Linked DNA regions of Mus musculus: all the other regions are linked to region 1. The links are chromatin loops, found by intact Hi-C in ENCODE. Cell type or tissue: heart. All regions are shown on one strand.

Region 1 (8,000 bases):
GCCTCGTGTCTTTCCCCATAAATGGACCCTTAGGGGTCATTCTCCAGAGGACTCACGGTCAGTGCAGTACTGGCCTTTCCAGCCAGGGTCGCACATCTTCTCCCCTCTGTCCCCGCAGGTGAAGTGGCCAAAGGCGTCATCCCGAGGTCGGCAGAACACAGAGCAACCTTCTCCGTAGTAGTGCTCGTCACACACAAACCGGTAAGAGTACCGGAGGTCTGTGCGGCCGCTACTGTGAAGGTCCTGAGACCATTCTTCTCCCACAGTGAGGTGCCTCTGTGTGGTCAGGCGGCTGATGAGTCTTTCTGGGTTTTCTGAGAGAGAAGATGCTCAGGTTGGTAATGATAACACCTAGACGCTAGGAACCGAGAGAGTGGTATGGATGCTGTCAAGCCAAGGACCCTTCTTCTCTGAACTCCAGGTGCAGAGTGAAGGTAAGAGGCCTGGGCTGAGTGGGTAAACTGTGTATCAATGGGGAGAATGCATAGTTTAGGGGCTTGGAGTCTTACCTGTTGCGAGGTCATCGGGAGAGTCTGTATGGAGGGCTTCAATGATCAGAGAGAAGGTACCCTAGGGAAAGGGGAGAAGATGCTTGATAACCGGAAGTGTGGAGGAGGAGGAAGGGGAGGAGGAGGAGTTGGGAGACTAGGAGTGGGAGGAGGAGGAGCTGGAGGAGGAGGAGAGGCATTAAAGAGAACCAAGTACAGAGGCTCTCAGATCTCTGTGTTGTGCCAATGAAGGTCAACTCCTATCACTTTCCTTAATTAGAAGAATTTTAAAGAGTGTCCCCCCCCACACACACACCGTGTGTGGGTTTGGTTTTTTAAAAACATGTTAATACAGGAAATTGTATTTTAAAAAGGGGGGAGAGTACTTGATGGAGCAAGGTGGGGTGCAGGAAGAGGAGAGGGCAGCTGTCATTTGTTTTCTGGGGGTGGAACCTCGAGGATGGAGAGCAGCCCCAGCACTGGTAGCAACCCAACCAAGGCCTAAGAGCTAGGGGACAAGAACTCTCCCAACTTTGGGGGTAGGGGAGGGAAGCATTCGACCTTTCAGGTAAGTAGGAGGTGTGTGAGAAATGCCCAGGGCTTGCAAAAGCCTCTGGGGTTCCACACCCCCTCCTCAACTGCCAGTCAGTTCCCAGTAAGAAGTCAAGACCTCAGGCGTGTCTTTGTGGGATTCCCCAACCCTTATCAGTGGCCCTTGCCTTCTTCCCACTGCCAACCACCAACCAGCCACCCCTACCCCTCCAGACCCAGCCGAGTGCGCGCAGGTGCCCACTCACTGGCCAGGTGAAGCCGAAGGGGAATCGGATGGGGTTGCTGAAGGCGGGGTCGATGCCTGCGCCATCAGGCAGGCTGAAGGAGTCGACACCCAGCACTGGCGTGACAGCACTGCCGTAGGTGCAGGGTGGCTCCGGTGACACGCTGGCCTGGTAGTGCTTGAGGCATACGCGAAAGAAGGTCCTGCAGGCGCAAGGCGGGCCAGAGCCCCCGCGGCAGCAGTTGCGGTTCCCCAGCAGCCCCTTCTTGTTGACGAACTCCTGCAGCTTCAGCTCAAATACGCCGGAGCTCCAGACCTGCGCGGGGAAGGGGCGTGAGGTCGCGCCGGCGGCGGAGGGACCCGGGGGCGCGCGGGCCCTTGCTAGGACGCAGAGGCCGAGCGCACCTCAGCGCCCATCCGGAGCTGCCCGCTGCCGGGCAGCTCTCGGGGTCGTCGCTGCCGGAGTCACTTGGGGATGGACAGCTGATCGGCTGGTCCGACTCCCCTCCCTCCACCGCGCAGCAGCCCCGCCCGGCCCCCTACCTGGCACAGCAGGGCAGAGACCACGGCAAGGGCTAGCGCGCTCCGACGGCCCATGGTACCGCTGGACGCCCTTGCTCTCCTAGAGTATCCTCTTTTCTTTCTTCTTCAAAGACCCAGGGATGCCAGGAAAGTCTATATGACCCGAGGAGTACTGGCGGAAAGGCGTCTCTCGGCTCCAGGTGTGCTATCAGGGCCAGGTCGCTTCAGGAGGGTGCGGTGCCTTCAGCTAGGTCCCCGGCAAGAGCTCTACGAGGCACTGAGAAAGGACAACTTTCGGTTTCCTCTTCGTCTGGCTTTCAGTCCACGGAGAGGTGAGTGTCTCCTGCTTTCTGGTTTTGTCTTAAGCTTCTTCGCGGAGGGAAAGAGGAGAAAGGAGATAAGACACAGAGGGAAGAGAGCCCAGATGTTCAGCTTAATTCCCAAGAGAGCTTGCAGTGGCTTCCTTCGCAGGCCTATTAGGAAGCGGCGGTCTGGAAATCCCACCGGTGAGGCGATAATCCGGGGCCCCGAGGGGCGCGGTGGGAACGGTGGTGGCAAGGACTGCGGCGCGCGCCCTGGTTTCCCGGCCCGGCGTCACTCGGCAGCCGCTGCCGCTCCCAGAGTGTTCTAGACCGGTATCTCTTGCACTATCGCCAAGCCTCGCGTCTTCCTCAAGAATTCAGCCAATGCCATGCGAGAACACACACCGAGGACCGGAGGCCGAAGCGTGGGAGGCTCCGTGCCGCACCGGTGCTCTCCCGTGACCTGCCCTGGTCAGACAGGGTAACCGCGGGTGCACGCCGGAGGATCTGGCCCGGGCTGGCGCCTGCCACCCTTAAATCCTGCCGGCCGCTCGCATAACTAATGAGATGCAAATGAGCAGCCCCCCAATCTGGCGAGAGCTGTCACAAAGGAGCCACTTTTCCAAACCCTCCTCTCAATGGATCGCCAAATGGTCAGTGAGCTGTAAAATGTGCAACCCTCCTCCCCGCCCCCCACCTCCCCGCCCCCTAGTCCTCTCTGCCTCCGCCCTCGCCCCTTCGCCTCCCTCCCCCAGCGCAAAACCCGCTCATTTACATTCCTGCAAAACGTTCCCGGAGACGAACCGCTCTGCTCCCGGAGCTGGAGCTGAGGCCGCGTCGCCCACCGCCCCACCGCCACAGGCCCGAAGACCCTAGGCACGCTGGGCGGCCTGAGCCTCCCACTCGCGGTCACCGCTAGACTCGCTCGCAGGACGCGGCCTCCGGACCTTGGCGTTTCCAACACTAGCCGCCTAGGCTCTCCTCGTTTGTTCAGTCCTAGGGACTGAGGAACCGGGGAGAGGTTAGAGGCCCGCGTCCCTGCTGCTGCCCCTCCTCCCTGGCAGCCTCTTTCTAAGGAGGAGTCTCCCGGAGGGGGCGGGGGCGGGGTGCCCGGTAGGAAAGGGACCCTTGAAGAGGTGGGCAAAGGGTGGCAAGAGCACCCCGGCAGTTTGGGAAGTTTGGGGAGGTTAGGCACGCTTATACCTCTGGTGAAGCCTGGCGATTGAGCCTCGGAGAGTGCCGATGGGCTAGCGATCCGGGCCGGACACCCCCAGACACCGCAGTGTCCCGGAGCGCTGCTGTCTCCGTGTTGTCCACGATCACTGGAAATGGGGAATTGGGGTCCGGATAGTGTATTCCCTGAGCCAGCAGAGCCAAAAGCTAAGCTTACCCCTTTCCCGGTGTACACACCCTCTCCCGGGAGATTTTCAACCAACACCACCTTCACTGGTGTCCGGTCCCACTCTCCTGGGTATTCCCCTCAGGCCTCCCTCTGCTTGGTAAAAAGTGAGTTTGGTGTGTGTCGTTCGCGTGGCTGTCATTAAGGCAGTCTGTTATTGTGCGAGGCTGAATCAGTGGCTCTTTGTGCGCTCAGCTGTATGGTAATGCAGACAGCACCTGCTCTCTGCACAATGCGGAGAGAAAGAGCTCCCCTCCGCGCACGCCGCGGCCTCTGCGACAATGTCCGGCACATGTTTGAAAGACTCCCCCCACCTCACCCCCCAACACATAACCTTTACACAACCGTCACCTTATTAGGTTTTTACACATCCATCAGACACTAGAACTTTTGTTTTCTTTTTTTTCTTTTTTTTTTTTTAAGGGAAATGAGTTTATTGGGAGGGCCCAGGACACACGTATCACAATGAATTACCTAAACGGCTCCCCTGGTTACAAGCTCCAGAGAAAAGTAAATGGAGATATAGTCTCTGACTTAGCACCTAGCTTTGTGTTGAGCATGCCATGAGCTGTATATTCCCATCTTTAGAGGGGCCTCTTTACTCCACCCCCACCACCTAGGCAGCTTCATTAGAATCCCGAGGTGTGATTCTTGGAGCTAGTGTTCCTTTGATTGTAGCACAGCCCCTAGGGTGTACCTGACAGGTGTCCTCACTGTAGGTGTTGCTGTCCTGTTGGTGAGAATGAGCCCTGTCCTGGCAGAGTAGCTTGATCATTTAGGCCAGTATCTGGAGCAAGATGTATATAATGCACAGAAAGAGAGGAAAACCTTCGCATGCCCAGAGAAACACTGCTAACAAGAATCTAGCAGTTACTGGGCAGAATCATCTGTGTTGGGCCATCTGGCAACTGAAATTACAGCTCCTTTTCTGATGACCCAGCCTGCCTACTGCTACCCTGTCTCCCAAACACTTTCAAAGTTTCAGAATCAACAGGAATTTCTGCACTTCACGTCGTCATCGCCAACTCACAGACAATCAAAGAGTTAACCAAAAAGCCATGTGTATAATACTCAAGGCTGAGGTGAGAAAGGCAGGGTTAGATCCCACTTTTTAAAAAACCTGTTTATTATAGAACAAATGGAGGCTTCAAAAGATACTGACACCCCTAAGGCACACCCCCATGGCCGTGGCAAAAACAGTCCCTGTCCTTTGTAAACTGTGTAGGGATTTGCTACATCACCACAAGGCTGGGCTAGCTTGAATCCTAACTTAATCTTGCCACCTAGTGTTAGGATTCCTTTTTCACTAGCTAATGTTTCCTGGGAAAGTTACTTTCTGAGAACTCTGTTTCTCAGAGCTCTGAAGCTGCTCTCTGTTGGGACTTGGGAGTGGGACTCAGGTGACAGGGGGTTCCTACAGCAGAGGGGATTCAAAGAAGAAAAGAAACAAGGTCAGATGCAGACTCCTCTGTGCCTTCGAGATTACAAGAAGAAATGAAATATCAGGAACCTTTTAATTAGAAGATGGAAGTGGAAACCAGGCTTGTTTGAATGCCTGTTTAGAAAACTGGAAATGAAAAGTTTCACGCGCAAGGGCTTAGACCCTGAGAGGGGTGGACTTGTCCCAAATCTTGAACAAACCCCCCTTAGTATTAAGTATTTGTTAAATTGACATGGCACAGATTTCTCGATTACAGTGGCAAAGCAGTTCTGAAAGGCATCGTAAAATCCATCAGAATCCTGCCCAACGCATTCATTCTTTTCCAACTTAATTTATGCCACACCATTCTGTATTGGGGAAATCAAGCAGAAAGCTCTTTTTTTCCTCCCTCCTACTCCTTCTGCTCTTCTTCTTCCTCCTCCTCATCCTCCTGTTTCCCCATTCTCAATCGTCCACCCCTAAGTTGGTTCCTATTCCCTTCTCTTTCAAACACAGAGCTAACGGGGAGACTGTTTAACTTCAGTGATTCTATAGGAGCCTGTTGTAGTTTAACTCCTGCGTACCAGTAGCTGAGAGGAACAAAGGACAGACTCGAGGTCCAGCTATTCATCCTTTCTTTGCACTTTAATTTTCATTGATTGGGAAGACAAGGGGAGCCCTTAGGGATTCGAGCCGGGAGGGGGATGACACGCCTTTAGACGCCATCAGCCCCCTAGCCAGCCATCTGCTCCGAACCAAATGGCGTTTTTTCACTCCCTAACTGCATGTCTCTATACTCCCACAGCTAAGCACTCAGAACCCCCCAAATGCAGGAGGGAGCTTAAGCCAGAGTATGTTAAATAGATTTGCCTGAATGTTGGCCTAGCCAACAGATTTCCCCTCCCCACACACCATAAATCCTCACCTTCACCATTAGAAGAAAGAAGGAAACTTTCTTTTAAATGCTTTTTGATGTTTCAGCAAATTTACTGTACAAAGTGTGGCTCATTAGAGCTGAGGAGACACCGAATACATCAGATACAGGACTAGAAGGAAGTATTTGTTGTCTGGTGGTAGTGTTGATTTTTTTCCACATGCCCCCCCCCCCCAGCCCCAATCTGAATAATTGCAATGGGTGGATAGGGCAGACTCAGGTTGCATAATAATCAGAATTAAAGCCACAACAAGTGCATCTGGAGTTCTGTCTGTTATTGATCCTGATTGTTTTCTGTATTTTACTGGTCCATGTGGTAATAAAAACTCCCAGGCACAATTTTATTGAATTAGTCGTGCCCATCCTCAGCACAGGTCACCTAGTCCTGACCCAATTCCTTCATGCACACACCTAAAAGGCTCACTTCTCAAGATACAGAGTTAACCGTGGCTGCAGACAGGGCAGTATCCATGCATAACTCCCAAACAGTTTTCAGACTAGGCCAAGCACAGGTTCAGTTTTCTGTGTAAACAAATCTGGAGACTTGAGCGGGATTTGTGTTTTCTCAGACCCACTGAACACTGTATACACAACAGAGGGTTCTCTCAGTCCTAAGAATTAGGATCCTTGTTCGGAACAACAAAACTGAAACTTCCAAGCAGCAAATCTGGTGTTGATCAAACATGCCAGCTTGCTTGAGGGGAGGAGGAAGAGGAGGAGGAGGAGGAGGAGGAGGAGGAGGAGGAGGAGCCTGTGTATTAATTAGTTCTAGTATCACATCTTGCCCAACAGCCCTTCTGTCCATTTTCCGCAGCCAGTTTTAGAATCAAAAGCAGTTAAAATATTAGGGGGAAAAAGTCCTTGCGTTGACGTGGAAAGGAAGCCTGTACCTGTGGCCCACCTGTCTGGTGTGATCAACCAAGTCCGCAGCACAACTCCCCTTTTAAATTCTCTCTGTGGTGCCAGGGCTGGCCTGGAGCTCAAGATACCCCTGCCTCAACCTCCTGAATTTTAGGATTACAAGCATGCCAACCATAATCCTGGCGCACACACTTTAATGTTTGTACAGACATGTGCACACTTGAATGCAATCAGCATTTGGCTTCCAATTAGACTAGAGACTTCGAGCCTCAGATTCACACCCACCAGGTGGAACCGGTAGGCCTAGCCTCCTCTGCGTTCTGTGGGCAGTACACTCAAAAGGAGTAATGAACCCAAAAGACTCCGGCATGGCGCCCCGTGAACTTCAGAGTGGATCGGGGTCCGAACTCCGTCATGCCGTAGGATCACAGCCCTTTCTTCTTTGATGGAACCGGCTGCCGCCTCCTTCTACCCACCTAGTTGGTGATTTTCCTTTGGGTAGCTAGATAGGAACTCAGAGCCATTGTATGCGCTCCGAGGACACCTCACCCTGGGGTGCGTGGGTCTTGGGAAGCCGGCTGCAGAAAGTTGCAAAGGCATGTGCTGATTTACATGAGAAAAGGGGAGGCGCGTGGCTCAGCTGGCGGCTGCCGCGCAGATGACAGATCGCCCCACCCGAGGCCCCTCCCCCTATGCCTCTCCTTCCTCGGAATCGTGGGTTGTCTGCTCCGGGCTGTCCTGCGCTGATTTCCATAACAAAGCGCGTGTTTACCTGCGGCTGCAGCCCGGGCGGGCGGGCCTTTGTCCCAGGATCAGATTATCCTAGCAGCTGCTCGTGGCCAGCCGAAGAGAGTCACGCGTGCACCTCGCTCGGAACTTTCCGCGGCCTTTGGTCTGGAATGGGTAGCAATGGGGTGAGGGGTTTGTGGGAAGAAGGCTCTAACAGGGGAGGGGTTGCGTTTAGTTTGCTCATACGTTTCTGACTCTCAACTAGAGTTAGCGCCCCTGGGGGCTTCTGGACGGTGGCGGTGCTAGAGAGGTGGCCATCGCTGGGCCTGTGGATGTGGGTACGACTTGAGTCACAAAGCTTTGAGACGAAGTCGTGCTGGTTCCATGCAGCTGGGCCCGGGCCACAGTGCTCTCACCTCACCTGGTATCACGAGGACCAGCTGGCTGTGCGAACGATGTCAGAATGACATCGCCTCCACGCTACCCCTACTCGCTCCCCTCCCTGTCCTCTCTCCTCCCCAGTGTCTAATTGCTCAGGCTCTGGCCTTGGGCGGGAGAGTTTAAAGATTA
Region 2 (8,000 bases), 240 kb before region 1:
TTTGTGAACCAATGAGGTTATTTTTTTATTGATTCTTGGTGAGTTTCACACCATTCTCCCCAGTCCCTCTCATCTCCCTGTCTTCTCATATCTATCCTTCACCCTTGTAAACCATCCCCCCAAAATAAACACACACACACACACAAGTAAACAAAATAAACAAGAAACAAAGCATAGGAAACATCTCCTTGTGGAAGCTGTAGTGTGTCTCCGTGTGCCCCACAGTATATCCCTCTGTCCACACATCTTCACTTTCAGATGTTTCATTTGGTTCAAGATCTCTGGATTCTGTGACACCATCAATAGTAGATCCTCACTGAGACTCCTCCTGGCTGTCCTGTTGTTGCCCTGTGTCACGGAGATCCTGCAGCTTTGGATCAGCAGAAAGGTCCCTTGCGCCCCAATAGTTCAAATGTAGATTTTGGGGTGGGCCAACTTAGAGCCTTGGATCTGGGCCTGGGTGGTAGCTGAGCGGGTCAGCCCACAAGCTCTCCCTTATCTGCACCACCAGGGCAAGATCTCCAGCACTGCTCTGGCTAAGCGACCAAATGCTGGCCATTGGCAGGATGCAGGGTCAGCTCTCCTGCTCTCACACCATCAGAACTGGATCACCCATGCCTTCACCATGAGGGTCAGCTCCACTGTGTTGCCGGGCATCAAGTTAGGAAGAACAAGGAACCACCATCTGCTCTGCCCTTGACTTGTGTAAGAACACCACCACCACCACCACCACCACCAAGGTGTCTTTTTGCCCATTACCAGGGGGATGATCCAATGAGTTCTATTGGGGTCACTTATAGGAATATGAATGAGAGGTTACTTACAGGAGCAGAAATGACTCAACGACAGCTGCATCATTGAAACCCACCCCACTATAGGTGACAGCTCACAAAGCTGGGGATCTGGAGCATACTACAAAGCCTGAAGGCAGCTCAACAAGTTGGAGGGCATCCTTTTCAGGTTGTCTCACTTGGTCTAAACCTCTTCCAGGCAGCTCACCTGGTTTTTGCTCCTTCCAGGAAACTGGTCAGGTCTGAAAATCTTCTTTGCAATTTGCCTTCCCTCTGTCTGAGAGGAACTGTCAAGTTTTATTATGGATTCTGGCAGGGAGGAGCATAATGAATCTAGTCAGTTTCATGGACTTCCTGAAGCTATTCTGAGTTGTTTGCCTTCCTGCTTAAGGACCTTCTTGCAAGACAGAATGTCCTCATCTGGACACTGCTCATAACAGAAGGGATACAGGTGATATTAACTTCATGAGTCATCTGTGGCAAAGCATTGTGCAGCAACAGAGACTATAAACAAGTAATGCCACGTCAGAGATGGTTAGGAACAGTTGGATACACGGTCTCAGGTATGAGATACAGAGGTTTTATGGGCGCTCTCTGCTCCTTCCAGGCCAGGCTCGTTTATGCATGAAAGAAGAAAAGGCGTGGCTTCTTGAATCTTGACTATTTGGAATCAAGATATATGTAAATTTTATATAAAATTCTTTAACATGAACTCTAGGTCACACTATTCTGAGCTTGGCTTTCTGTGTCTGAGATGGCTTTGGCCAGTGGCTTTGACTCACAGCGGCTTGCACATGTTGGCGGGGTTTATCTTCAATTTCTTTCAAAGGGCAGAGTGACGCTCTTTCCATTGTCACTTCCCGTCAATGCTGTCTCCCCCACAACACTTTCCCTCTGTGAGGAAAGTTTCAATGTGTTACTTGGGTTGTCTGCATGCTATAGAGGACCAGGGGAGCTGACCCTGATCCAGACTGCACTGATAGAAGCCAGCCATGTTACAGGAGCATGGCAAGTGTTGGGTGGCACACATCAGTGATGGCGGAGTGTGGATTTGGGGAACCTGGAGTCCTAGTCACAGACTTCACTGTAACAGGCTTTCTGAGGGGTTAGATCATGTTTGAGTTCCAGGCTCCAGGCTCTGCCCTTTCCAGCCTCAGATGTGAGCATGCAACGTGAACTCTCAATGCCTCATTGTTCTTATCTGTATAATGGGTTTCACAGTAGTAGGGCCTGGCACACAGTATGGGAGGCAGAAAGCCTGCCCAATTCATGCTGAGCACCTGACATGAAAACCACCCATCAATGCTGTGACACAGTGTTTGTGACACCTTGTCCAGCGACACAGTTGTTCTGGGATCGAGCCCCAGTCAATGATGTGCTGATTCAGAGCAGGCAGACAAGCCCAGATCTGAACACGCTGTATCCCTCAGCAGAAGTAACTGAGATGCAGCTGTTTGTTATCAGCTCAGGCAAAAGTGCAGTTTATCTTGGTGTGGACCCAAACAGGCCGCAAACCAAGACAAATACTCTTTGATGTGATCCGCCTCACTTGGGGCTACTTCTGGTCATCCTGTGCTGGGCAGGGAGAAACCTGAGAAACTATCCAATGGGAAAAAAAAGTATGAAGAATGCTGCAGGGGAAGGAAGGCCCTCAGCAGCCATGGCCTGAATGTCTCATGACACAGGGGTCTGCAGGAATTTTGGTGGGAAAGTGGTTATTTCTCAACCCAGGGAATAAAAGACCTAAACAGGAAGCCAAGACCCCGAGTGCACACTCAGCCACTCCTGGCTCACCTTTGGGCCCGTTCTGTGTGCTGGACACTTTCCTGGGTAGTGTCCAGGTGCAGTCAGGGAACAGCTTCGTTCGCAAGGGAAGTGGCCAGGAGTAGCGAATGAGAAGCCAGCGCTTATGGATTGTAGAACCTAAGGGGCCAGAAACATCTAGCAGGGCTTGTTAGCAATGAACATATAAGACATTGATAATTTATATTTGCCTCATTCAGAAAAAGAAAGGAAGGAAGGGAGGGACGGAGGGAAAAAGGGAGAAAGGAAAGAAGAGCTAACTACAGAAGAGCAAATATTAGGCCTCTGTCAGGTGACCATGCCCCCAGGTACTCCAGAAGCTGAGGCAAGGGGATGGTTTGAACTCAAGAGTTTGACATCAGCTTGGGCAACACGTTAAGACCCTATCGCAAAAGGAAACAAAATAAACACCAAGAACTTGCACTGTGCCTTCCGCTGGGATGGGACCTCTGCTGTTGGATTCGGTGGGGTCAGAACAGCAGGCATATGCTTTACAAAGCAAGGTCTCTGCGAGTTGCCTGTGTTTTAATGAGCAGATAAGAGGCTTCACGGGGGAAACTGTGTGTCTGACTGAACAGTGAGGATTGGTTAGAGCGTCCTCCAGGATCTAGGTCTGCCATGTGGACATGTGGACCCATGAAAGCACCTCCCCACCCCAGCTCTGAGTGAGGACATCCACTGGTCAGCCATTTCTGCATCCAGTATCTTTTGGTCCTACATGACTGAGTGTGGGTTGTACCCAGTCCTTCCATATGGTTAATTCACTGGGCCCACAAAGAAGGCAGGTCGGAGTTGGTCTGAGTGTTGAGAGTGTTTCTAGATGGAAACGGTAGAGCAGATGGGCCTGTGAGAAAGTCAGGGACTCTGGGAAATCTGTTCTCTGGCCCAGGGAATAGGGCCACCCATTGGGTCCTCAGCATTCCTCCATTCCGAAGGAAGGTGGCCCTGTGAAAGATGTCTACAGAAAAGGTCTATTGACAAGCCACCATCTGTGATGGCTCCTGGGAAGGTGCAGAGCTGCTAATCCCTAGTTCTAAGCAATCTTCCTATTGCACACCCAGGGTTAGGAAGACACACTCTGGGAAGCTGCCCAAGTCCAGGCTGGAGCCAGTGAGCTAGCTGTCCCACAGACAGGAAGCTGGCAGAGGAGAAGGTCCTAGGGCCCACAAAGGTGCTCTGTTAGTTATAGGTAAGTGGGAAGAGCTTGCTTGGCCACTGGTATCCTTGATTCTAGACAGACAATGCTGTTTTAGTAGATGGGAGATATATCTTAGTTGACATCTTGGAGAAAAAAAAAATCTTCCAGGCTACCCTCAAAGTCTAAATGGCTGCCAGGCCCTTCATCACATGCAACAGTGACCCAGCCATTGCCCAAGGTAAGCCTGAGACCTGAACGTACAGTTCACAGCCCAGCTTGTCCAGGCAATGTGCAACTTTCCTTAGGCTTCATCCTTGGAGCATGTCTGCCTTCCCAAGGAGCCCCGCCGTGCCCCCAGGACTTGTAATGAGTCCTACTGCCAAGGAGAAAATGGCTACTACTCAGTGCTTAGAAGAAATATGTCGCTTGCACATGCAGGCTTACATCCATACAGGCATGCACATAGACATAAGCATACAGAGACATGGGTATAGTGCATTTACCTGCATACAAAGACATACATGAAATCTTGTGTAATCACATCACACAGACAAGCTACACACATATATGTGTACTCTACATACACTTACTCACATATGCAGGTGCATCACACATCACACACACACACACACACACACACACACACACACACACACACACACTAAAGAAGACATTGTTTTCCATGTGTTTCCTCTGTGACCTCTGTGATACTGACATGTTTAGATGTCCTGATGAACAAGTCTGAATGGAGGCCACAGTGTGTGTGTGTGTGTGTGTGTGTGTGTGTGTGTGTGTGTGTGTGTGTGAACACATAGGGTATGGGCAACAAGGCTGTATTGAAGCGTAGGAAAGGCAGGTCACTTGTATCAGGATTGGAGTTTGCTGAGGTTCCTTTTTTTTTTCAAGGGAAATTGAGTACTGCGGTTGTTGGTCCTGGTGTGGGCATAGGAGTAGAGGCTAGGGGGTGGGGACCAAGAGAATGAGTCAGAGTGATTGCTGCCATCTACATTCTGGCTGGTGACTGGGAGGACAGGGTGGGGAGTGGGGAAGGAAGGGAATTGAGGGTCCCTCCCCCTCTGCCTGCTGCGATAAAGACAATGTCAAAGGAGAGGGTTCTCTGCCAAGGCGATGGTGGTGCCGGGGCAGAGTGAGGTCACTGCCTTTGGGTGAGACTGGTTTCCTAACAGGAGGGAGGCAGGAAACAGCGGGGAGCTGACACTATGCCAGCACCAGGAAGGGAGGGGGTCAGGCCTGGAAGCTCCTGGCTGGCACTGAGGGTGCACAAGCCCCTGCACCTGCAAAGCCACAGTGAGCACGGGGTGGTGGTGGTTGCTTGAATTGTGGGGATTGTGAGAGGGGCTGCTGCAGAGCTAGGACTCAGGACTGTGGCTCGAAGCTTGCTTTCTCTATGGTGACCACTGGTTGACCAGTTCACACTAAGATGGTTTTCTTCTCTGAACAGCGGGAAGTTGCAGCCATTAAGTTTCAGCTGTCTGGCTGCAGGAGCCCAGTCCTCTGGTTCCTTTAGCATCCCTCACAGGTTAGAGTGGCTTCTAGCAGAATTCAGAATTTGCCGTATGCCCTCAATTCTAAGGCCTTTCTTACTCAGGGACTGGACCGCTCTGTGGCTAATATACGGGGGACAGGTGGTGACAGGGACACCTCACCCATGGAGCTGCAGAGCACTGAGCACTGGCTGCACCTGTCCTTGTCCCTTTGCCCTGGTGTAAAGGACATTTGTAGTCCTTGGTCATTATGCAGTCAACCTTACCTTCAGGATATTAAACATGTTTGTCATTTCATTTTTCCACACAAGCTGGAGGACCATTTTTCTAATTTTTATGAGAAAGCCTGTTGGAACTTGGATAAGAACTTCATAGTCCACAGAGCAATTTAAAGAGGCTATCGTCACAATGCTAAGGTTTGCTTTCACAGACATTTCATAGACATAGAGTCCCATTCTGTCCTTCCAAAAATGGGGAACTTACCTTCTACCTCTGAGGAGACTAACCAAGGGCAATAGCAATAACCCGTAATGTTTTGAGAATCTCTTGGATAACACATGACCTATGCTCAAATAAGGTCTTTTCAAGTCTAATTTGGGGGGTTTTGTTAAATGGTCTTTGGTTCTCGGTTGGAGCATCTCATCACCTTAAATGAGATAATTTCAAGTAAACCATATATGTATACCTATACACAAAATTATGAGTACTATAGGTTTTTGTTTTAGATAGTTAATAGTGTGTTTCCGTATGACTTTTCTTCCCAGCCCAAGCCCAATCCCACACTAGGAATTGAACTGAAGGCCTACAGGTGTCAGGTAAGCCAAGAACTGAACCTCTGAGCTGCAGTCCTAGGACTCCACCCCACATTTTTTGGCCTTTTGATATTTTTGAGACAGTATCTTTTAGTTTTCTACACAGGCCTTGAACTTGAATCTTTCGACCACAGTCTCCCAAGTTTAGCTGGTGTTACAGTCTTATACCACCAGACCCAGCACACAGAGGAAACCTTTTAAAACTTACATTTCTAACCACTGCCGCCCTTAGACACAAAGTTTTCTTTTCTGTGTCAGCCTTGCAGTGAACAGCTGACAATGCTCGAAACATTTCTAACAACTTTCCCAGCAGTTTTTTTGTGATTATTCAGGATTTTCACACTTGTTTAGAAACATTCATATAAAGCACATTAGGCCTCAGTATGGCATTTTCAAACAAAATTTGTTTGTGATTCTCCTTTCCTCTTCTCCCCCATCGCCCATCCCCCTGCTCCCTCCACCTCAGCACCCTCTTTCCCTGACTTCAAGTCGGGTGTTACAGCATCCATCCCCCTTCCTCAACACCTCTTTCCTCCTTCACATGGTTCTCTTTGTAGTTGTGTAGTCAGTACACCACACCCCAACCACACCCACACATATTCACATATGTAAACCTTAAAAGCAAGGAACCACACATGACAGCAAACATTCCATAGCTGTCTTTTTGAATTTTAAACTGGCTGGGTTTCTCACTAATTTTGAACAAAGGTGATAACAATGAGCATGTACTTGTATTTTTTTCTGACTCCAAAGGACATGCCTTTAAACTTCACATCAAGACGGCCTGACTTCCAGATTTCTTAAAGGGGCCTAGGATCTCCTAAGGGCCTTGCGGCTTCAGAACACTTCCCCCAGGCTTCCTCTATGTCTTCAACATTGTGTTAGGACAACTTCAAGTACATCCAAAATAGAGAATATAAGTCTATGGTTTGAAAGATGTGTGCCCTTTCAGAATCCATGTGAAACCTAATCCTCAAACACAATGGAGTTGAGATGTGGGTTTCTGGGGGAGGAGATTGGGTCATGTGACTTCATCCACAAAGGATTAGTGTCTTTTAAAAGGACTTGTAGGAAATAGCAGTCCTGGAGTCTTCTCAGAGTCAAGCTGTATGCAAGATGAATACATTGATGGCCACCAGTACACCAACTGTGGTTACTACAGGCTTAGAGCATCTATCGCTTGTCCTAACTTTTGGCAGGACTGGGACTAAATCAAGGGCACTGAACATGTAACTCAAGCACTCCAACACTGAGCCCCAGGTCCAGCCCTGACTTCCTTTACCTATTTAAAAAATTAAAGCATGACCATAATTCTCACTTGAAAGTGTCCTTTCCTAATTACTTATTAGGAAAAAAAAAAAGCAATAAGAAAATAAATACGCCAAACGTGGTGGCACACGCCTTTAATCCCAGCACGTGGGAGGCAGAGGCAGGCGGATTTCTGAGTTCAAGGCCAGCCTGGTCTACAAAGTGAGTTCCAGGACAGCCAGGCTACACAGAGAAACCCTGTCTTGAAAAACCAAAAAAAAAAAAAAAAAAAAAAAAAAAAAAAAAAAAAAAAGAAATCCATGCAGGAAGAGTTCATGAGGTGCTTGGCCCAGCTTGCCCTACGTCTTTGATGGGGATAACAGGCAGGAAGAACGCTGATGAGGTGGCCAGGCTGGCAGGCTCAACTGTTTGGGGCAGGACTCAGGAATGCTCAGAATGCTGGGGCGGATCTGTACAGTGTGTGGCTATCTGGATTGAGAAGAAACACTTCCCAGTTTTATTCCCAGGGATTTAGGACACAGTATGGCTAGAGGAGCCTGAGGTTGTGTGGCTTTCATTACGTGGCCCCTCCTTTCAGAATGTCACCTCTGCATCTCTTGTATGTTGTTTCTGGCTTAGAAAGAGGGACAGAACTTTTCTAAAATAAATAAAAACAAAATTACTCTTCTAGAGAAATGTCTTC
Region 3 (8,000 bases), 87 kb before region 1:
TAACCTCTGAGTCCCACCCACCCACTGCCAGAGCCTCCAGTGCAGCGCCAACACCTCAGGCTCTGTAGTAGACTTTGCTTTTTTATCCCATGATGCATCGGAACAGTCATCAAAAACCTGGTCACAGGGGCCTTTTCTGTGGACCCAGGGCTGTCTCTGAGATGCTCTGCTTCCCTTAGAAACCCTTGGCTTCCTGCAGCTTCCAGAGCCTCAGCCTCTGCTGCTACCATCTGCATGACCCTTGCAGGTGTGTCTCCAGAGGGCTGAGCACCCTCACTGACCACCCATCAGAGCTTAGATTGGTGTGGCTGGAAGCATGAGACATGAATATGAACACAACATGAGACATTCTTTGCCCTTGTTCTCCCACATAGCTCACGAAGTTGAACCCCTTCCCTAGGCCCCCAAAACAAAGACAGTGGCCTGCTCTCTGCTCAGGTGCTCCAAGGATGTTAGTGGAGGTGGCAGCATCTCTGGGTCTGGAGTTATATGTCGTTGTGATCTGCCTGGCATGAGTGCTGGAAACCAAACTCTTCCCTTGCAAGACTAGTGTGCACTCCTAACCATGGGTCCATCTCTTCAGACCTTATGTTCAGTGAAACTATTTGCTGTGACAGAAAAAAAAATTAGAAACACTGAAAACCTCTACCTTTGAGATGTTAAGCAGGTCATAGATATAAGCTAAGCCTCAGAAAGGAAGAGGCCTAGGCTTTGGGGAGGCTGGGTCAGGCCAGCTCCCAGGGCACGATGATAACTCTCCCAGTGAGGCCTACCCCCTAGGCATGGGCTTCAAAACCTACTCTAGATAAAGAAAATGGCTTTGGGTCTGCAGAATGATGTTCTGGGATTGAAGCTGTAGAATGAGCTGCAGTCTTGGTCAGCTATGTGGCTCAGAAGCCATGATGCTTGGGCCAGTCTGTGCAAAAGTGAGGCTTCCAGGTGTGGATGTTATAAGTCAGAACGGAACTTCTCAAAGAGAGAAAGCACCCAAGGCTGGTAGAAAAGCAGACTATACAGAGGCTCTGTGAGTTTATACTGAGACTGTGACGTTGCAGTACCAGTTCAAGTGCCAGGTCCTCTTGGGGTTGCCTGAGATGGGAACCGTGGGGCTCTGATCATGACGGAGAAACAGAACTTAGTTTATACAGAGCAGCTTCCCCACAAGCAGGGTGGCTCCACTAGATATGAACACAATATAAGACCCTCATCTCCAGAGGACACAACTACAAAGCACTCTTGTCTCAATAGCACGGAGCCCCCACAATGCCCTTGTCTTAGAGGGTCATGACCCTCAGAATGCCTCCATGTCAACTAGACACAACTATGAAACACTGGCTATGATGCTTAGAACACCCTCATCTCAGCTAGACAGGGGCCTCAAAACACCTTGACATCAGATGGACATGACACTCAGAATATTTTTACCTCCAATGGACATAGCCACCCTTTAAATTTGATCTCACCTAGGGGACCCCAAGTGTGTCATGCAGCCATTTGCACTGAGTGGTATGTCAAAACTCAGTAGGGTCTGAAAACCAGTTATCTACCTCTAGGGGTGTGTGTGCGTGTGCGTGTGCGTGTGTAGGCCAATGTCCTGCCAATATTAGGAGTGGGAAAGGCAAGCAAAGATGTGTGGACCTATCCAATTTCTCTTCCTCTGAGCCAAGACCCTAATCCCATCCTGGCTTTGAACCTTTGTAAAATTTCCTCTCCATAAAGAAGATGGAGAAGGCCAAATACAAAGTCAGTCTTACGGAAGAAAACAGAGATTTCACTTTTTAAAAAATTAAAAATGAGACACCGAGGGAGCTAGGGGCAGGACCTGGAGGCAATCAGACCACCTGCACAGCTGTTCGTTCTTGACAAAGATGAGGCCAAATCCTCCTTAATGCCCACATTTTGTGGAGTGATAATTAATGTCTCCAAGTTACCTGGGACCCCAGCCTTGGTGCAACATAATACACAGCAGCCTCACGGGATGGATGGCCGGTGCACTTGTCCATTGTCTGAGAAAATAGTTAAGATGCATAACAGATAAGCAAGCGAATCCATGGGAAATAAAGTACCAGAGTATGCGATTGTGTGGTATAGTGCATCAGGGTACCCGGAGCAAATTCAGCTACAATACGCAATAATATCTTTCCTCTGGTAGCAACCACAGATCGCAGAAGCTACGTGGAGGAATGGTTGACGTGCTTTTCGTCAGCTTTAAGGGGCCCTGCCCAGGGGTACTACACTCCAGCGTTGGCCAGAGCTAGTTTCTGTTTTCATATTACTCCCACCGATACCATGGGGATCTGATATCAGGCCTCTTGGGAAGACAAGGAAGTTGAGGGTGTGGAAAGTAGGTGAAGGGGCCAAGATCAGGAGACACAGGACTGACACCATTGGTCCATTGTACTCAGACTGGACTAGCCTCTCTGGGGGCTACGAAGATGAGCCTAGAAACTGGCCACTCAGGAAGCACTAGAGGAAAGAAGCAACCAGCAGGAAATTGACCTGTCCCTGGATTCTGTACGAAGTAAGATCTCCCCAGCTACCAATATCTATGCTGACTGGGAGACAGATCACCTCTGTTCCCAACAGGGTCCCTTGAGAAGTTCCAGGTTCAGCAATTCTGATGCCAGGTAGACCCATGCAGAGCTCCCGTCAAGGGAGCCACAACTGTCCTCTTCCACACAATGCCTTACCCCAAAATCATGCCTAGTAAGTCAGGAACACATGCCACCATGTGGGACACAGCTGTGCGTGCAGGCGGGCCTCATCTCACTGGCCTTGGACAGGGTGTAAAGTCTCATAGTTAAGTGGATGCGGATATGTTCACAAACACTTCCTGGCCCCTGCCCTAGGTCATCATTGCAAAGAGATACATTATTGAGTTCAGTGATTCCAGTCTACTGTATACAAGATTGCTTCGTCCAAATCACTTGGGGGTGTATCAGAACTACAGGCAGGAGTCTTCATCCTCGGCTGCCCGGGCCCAAGAACACCAGGAAGAGCTGGATATGGCATAGGTCAGAGAGCCTCACGCACTGGAGAACCTGGCTTTCTGTCTGTAGACAGGAAGCATTCACAACCACAGCCTCACGGCCACTCATTGTCACAACAACGCAGATGCCTGAGTTCCAGCCGAGTGCTTTTGTAAGCATGGTAGTCTTGCTTCCCTTTAGATCTAGGTCCAGGTCCCTGAAAGCCTCTTCTGTAGAAATCAGCAGGGCAGAAGGATGCTTCTGTCACAAGCCCTCCTCTCAGCCTTTGCTGGTTGGAAAGATCATAGGCGACAGGAGCCTCTGAGGTTGGTGACAGGAAGTCTTTTGGCCGAGAGGCTTTTGTTTGCTGGAGCCTGACATGGTGCGTTAGGCTCTTTCCCTTCCTGTCTATAAAGAAAACTTTCTCCTGAGGTCTCAGTAAACGTCCCCCTTGCTGGTCAAAAACAAACAAAACAAAACATGTCACTCCTAAATGTAGTAAAAGATGGGCCATTGTTGAAAATTAGATCTGTATTGCTAGAAATTTAGGATGACCTATGGCCCTCCTGCCATCCTTTTGTCTCTCAGTTGGCACCTGTCATAAGGACCCCAGACTTGGACTAGGTCAAAAATGGCCCTACCTGATAGCTGGTCCACATCTTACTCTGCCTAGATCTAGATCTCTGACTCTGGCATGCTTTCATGCCACCTTTGTTTCTAGAACAAGCTCCTTTTAAAGTTCTCCTGAGCATCACTCAACTCTTTTCCAGTTTTGTCAGATAAGATTGTTGTACCCAAGACCACAAGCTAGGAACAACAATGTGACCCAGCGTAATTACCGTCGAGCAAATGACCAGGCTCCAGGAGTGTCCCAGAGCCTTGTACCACCTCTCATTATAGGCAGTGGTCTTCTCTCTTCTATGAGGATGCGAGGCCTGCTTCTGAGAAGCAATAGGAAACCAGCTGGCCCTAAGAGACTTACAGGGTCTGTCCCAAGCCTTTCCTGTGTCCTAAAAATACAGCCTGTTCCTGCAGAAGCTATTTTGGAGTGAGGCAACAAAGTGCTTCCTCAAGATGAAAAGAGCTGAGACTCCATAAACAGAATTCAGCCCTGGACCCTCTTGGGAATGGAGGCCAAGCCCACATGCCCAGCCAGCTCAGCTGACACCAAGCCACAGGTTCACAATGCTGACACTGCAGCCTCTCCCTGACTTTTAGGGAATCTATGTTTTGTTGTATTTAAATTTTGTTTTAAGATTCGAAAGTGACTTGGAAAAGTTGGACATGAAAAAACATTCAGGCTAACCCAGGTTCACAACTTTAATCCCAGCACTCAGGATACAGAGGGAGGGGATCTCTTTGAATTCCACATAGAGAGTTCCCTAACTACATAGACAGACCCTGTCTCAAAACAAAACAAAATAAAACAAAACAAAACAAAACAGTTCAAGGACGAGAAAGGAAAATCCTGAAGGACCGAGAACTGTATGTCACCAGTGGTCCGGGAGTCATTCTCCCAGGCCAGGCTCCAAACTTCATTGCCTGCACCCTGTCTAAGCTAGGAAGCCTAGATATAAAAAAATACATCCCCAGGTCATGTATAGTGGTACACACATTTAATCCCAATAGTTAAATACAAATGCAGGTGAATCTCTGGGAGTTCAAGGCAAATCTGGTCTCCATGTGAGTTCCAGGTCAACCAGAGACCCTGCCTCTATAAACAAACAAACAAACAAATTTTTCTAGAACTTGGATGGAGTCTCCAAGCACCCTACAGCAGAGATGAAAAAAAATGTTTCTCCAAGTCACAGAACCAGGCCTCACATCTGCATCTCCTGCGAGGGAGACCTTGTTGGGCTCATAGAGAATTCTGTCAGACCAACTGAATGGCCTAGAATTTTGAGAGAGCTGCAGCCTCTCCCTCTCTACTATACGTATGTAAGCTGCTTTCTTCTTGGGTCAGTCAAACCCCAGAGTAAATCCCAGATCCCAGCTGAAGCCTCTGGTTGTGGCCCTGGTGTTACCAGCAACATCTTCAATTTAATGTAGGGACTCAGGAGAGCATAAGCTTGCTCTCTTGATTTAAAGGAGAAAAGCAGTCGAAGGGTACTTTGCCTGGGTCTGACTCACCTGCCCCTCCCCCCACACACACCTCTCCCCCCTAAACCCACAATGCCTGCTCCATGTTCTCCAGAGCTCAGGCATCTAGAAGGATATCGAGCCCAGGGCAAGTATGTCATCCTGGATTGTCTAGGCACTGGACCAATTGTCTGCTCTGTCTATTCCCTGACCTTGCTGAGGTTCCAGGCCTCCAGGCTCCCCTTCATTGAGGCCTTGTATTCACCCTTGACCTTAGTCTGGCTCAAATAGCTCAGCAAGCCTCTATCTCTCCGGAGTTGCTAGCTTAGAAATCCTGCCCTCAGGGCTGACCTTCCTGAATCCCTCTTGCTGTATCGCTGTATCTGTTGTCAGTGGACGCAAAGCCCAGGGCAGTAAAAGCCCATGTGTTTCCCCTCTGCAAGCCATCAACCTCCTCACAGCCTCACTTCCATCTGAACCTTTTCCTTTTGATCTCTTAGCACTTTGTGTCCTCTACCTACTTGACCTTCTACCAATCCCTCTAGAGACCCACTCTTCTGTCTTGGCCCCTTTCCCTATGGCACACAATGGCACCTATACCTGCATCCCACAGCTTTTCCTAAAACCCAAGGCCCAGTTACACTCACGCTGAATTTTGCCCTATAAATTCAGAGCCAGTACCAGGGACCAAAAGCCTATTTACTAGAGTGATTGAAAGGATCCCCTGCACAGTAGCATGAGAATCAAAGAACCAGTGATCAACCCACAGAACAGTCACCTTGGGCTGACCTCCAAGCTGCAGGGTCAGATTAACCCCGGAAGAGATACAGGGTTTAGGGATAGGATCTGGGCAACCACTTTGCAACCAACTGGACAGCTGTGATGTTCTCTTCCCAGGGTAAACAGAAAGCCATCTTCAGCCACTACAGGCAAAAGTTCACACTTTTTGGACTAATGCAGGTGAACTGTCATAAGCCAGTGTAGATGGAAGCTCACCAGGAGCCAATGTAGCTGGCCTCATTCATTGGAAGCCATTGTATGTAGATGAGCTCACTCTCCACAAGCTAGTGTGAGACTCACTCAGCACAGACTCATGGCTGCGAGCCAGGAGGAATCCTCTCCCAGTATAGGAAAGCCAGAATGTGGCGAGGGCAGCAGGGCAGCAGCTGTGGGGATACAACGTCCAGTCTGTAATAAATACAGCAGAGCATCTGTACCTACCCTGGAAAGGCCTTGGAGACCTCCAGAATGTTCCATGATGTCATCTCCGTAATCTGCAGCATGCCTTGAAGCCAGAGCCGTAGTAGGCAGGGTGGGGATGGGGACGAGGCAAAGTGCAGGGTGGGGCACTGTGGCGGCAACAGCCCCAGGAATTCACCACCTGTTCAGGCCTTCCTATCCCAAACCACCTGAACCACCAATGAAAATGGTGTGGATTGAGCACTGGGTAGCTCCGGAAGTGGAGACGTCAGCTTGTCTCCTACATGACGTGATTTACACAAACGAAAATTGTATTATTGTAGAATTGCTTTTATCTTTAAATTTGATTGGTGCTGTTTGGAAACCGTGGAGAGTGTGTAGTTGGGGGGGGGGGGGTAAGAAAATATACAGTTGTGTCCACTTAGTCCCGAAAAGGCCGCTGCTCTGATTGAAGGATACCTCTTTTCATGCTGACAGTTCCTCCATGCCAGAGGTCAGAAATTGATCACTCAAAGCAAACGGAACTTCAAGTTTACCATTCTAATTTTTTGCCTCTGCTGGTGCATTATAAGTTAAGAAATGAGCAGAAGCCTGAAGCTCTTTTAAAAAGAAGAAAAATATTTGCACCTTTTCCTCAAAAAAAAAAATTTACAAGAATAAGAAATGGCCCCTAAAGCCAAGGCAGTTGCAACTCCAGTAGCAGATGGGAGTTTGGGTTCTTAGTCGTGTCTTCAGGGATGGACAGACTATCTGCTGTCTGAAGGCTACAATATCCAGGAGATTCTGAGGCAGCAAGAGAGGCCGCATTAGATAGGCATGTGTTCACAACAAGGTGGAACACTTGGAGACAGTACAAGATGACAAAGGCTGTTGGAAATTTGGGGGGAGACAGAAAATAAAGGAGTGCAGATGTGGCTTTTATAAAAAAAAATCTGCCACAGGTTCAGGTATTTGAACACTTGGTGCTGTGTGGAGAGGTCATGCAAGGTGCAGCTTTGCTGGAGGGCGCACATCTCAGGGAGCAGCAGGCTTTGAGAGTTCAATGCTTTCCTACTTTCCCCTCTTCCACTTCTCACTGATCTCTTAACTCTGCACTCCCACCACTGTGCCTACAACTCAGCTGGCTCCAATCTCAGCCCGGGTTAGTTATGCTATTCAGAGGGAGCTAAGCCACTGAGGTCTTGGTGTACCCATTTTCTGAATCTTACAGGCAAACGTTACCAAAATCAGGCTTGGTTATGAGAATGTTTCCTAAGCTAAATTCCATTCAATGTCTAAGCCTACGAGGGAAGGGGAATATGGTCAGGCCCCCTGAAACAAGTTCTCATGGTGCTCAACCTACATGTGAACTTGAAAAGCTTTAATACACACGAAAACCTCTTCAGAATGTGAGGGCTTTGTCTGGAAGTCTGAGTGGAGAGCCGTTTCTGCCACATCCCACTAGCCCAGCTCATTAAAGCAGTGCTTACAGCCTGGACATTCTCTCTCTTGAGTACAAAAGCTCCCCTCAGTGATGGGTAATGCGCCCATGCACCCACCAGGCATCTTCACCTGTCGTTAATTACCAAGCCCCAGGCCAAGCCTGGCCCTGCCCACCCTTGCCTGCTTTATTAACTCAGATTGATTAAATAAATGATTGATCACCATGGACTCCCAGATCCCCACTGACGGAGGGTGGTAAATGATGTGCAGACCTCATTAGGAGTGTTATGAGCATCCCTTGGGGCCAGCCAGGCCTCAGCCCCAAACACA

What was found. Peaks named below come from ENCODE experiments on the same cell type or tissue, not always from the same donor. Only the 100,000 strongest peaks of a DNase experiment are listed, where the experiment ranks them.
Region 2: a loop joins it to region 1, with 2.2 times the contacts of the local background. A loop is called at or near these places in 2 of 42 quality-filtered maps.
Region 3: a loop joins it to region 1, with 4 times the contacts of the local background. A loop is called at or near these places in 8 of 42 quality-filtered maps.

What each region holds. Positions count from the first base shown.
Region 1 is chr17:15,373,381-15,381,380 of GRCm38, forward strand. Dll1 (delta like canonical Notch ligand 1) reads right to left here and starts at 2,443. Exons shown (of 11, transcript NM_007865.3): 1 at 1,807-2,443; 2 at 1,286-1,579; 3 at 510-570; 4 at 57-314. The coding sequence starts at 1,860. In heart, CTCF peaks have their summits at 75, 3,730 and 4,761 (motif pointing left); DNase peaks (open chromatin) are centred at 1,321, 2,501, 3,211, 3,601 and 3 weaker places; H3K4me3 peaks cover 5,000 bases; H3K27ac peaks cover 2,866 bases; H3K27me3 peaks cover 6,566 bases.
Region 2 is chr17:15,132,843-15,140,842 of GRCm38, forward strand. No RefSeq gene overlaps it. Among named protein-coding and RNA genes, the nearest start is that of Gm35455, 15 kb to the right of the region's middle. In heart, no CTCF peak of the experiment used is centred here; DNase peaks (open chromatin) are centred at 2,259, 4,869 and 7,709.
Region 3 is chr17:15,286,509-15,294,508 of GRCm38, forward strand. No RefSeq gene overlaps it. Among named protein-coding and RNA genes, the nearest start is that of Gm35576, 5.1 kb to the left of the region's middle. In heart, no CTCF peak of the experiment used is centred here; DNase peaks (open chromatin) are centred at 2,323 and 4,033; H3K27me3 peaks cover 250 bases.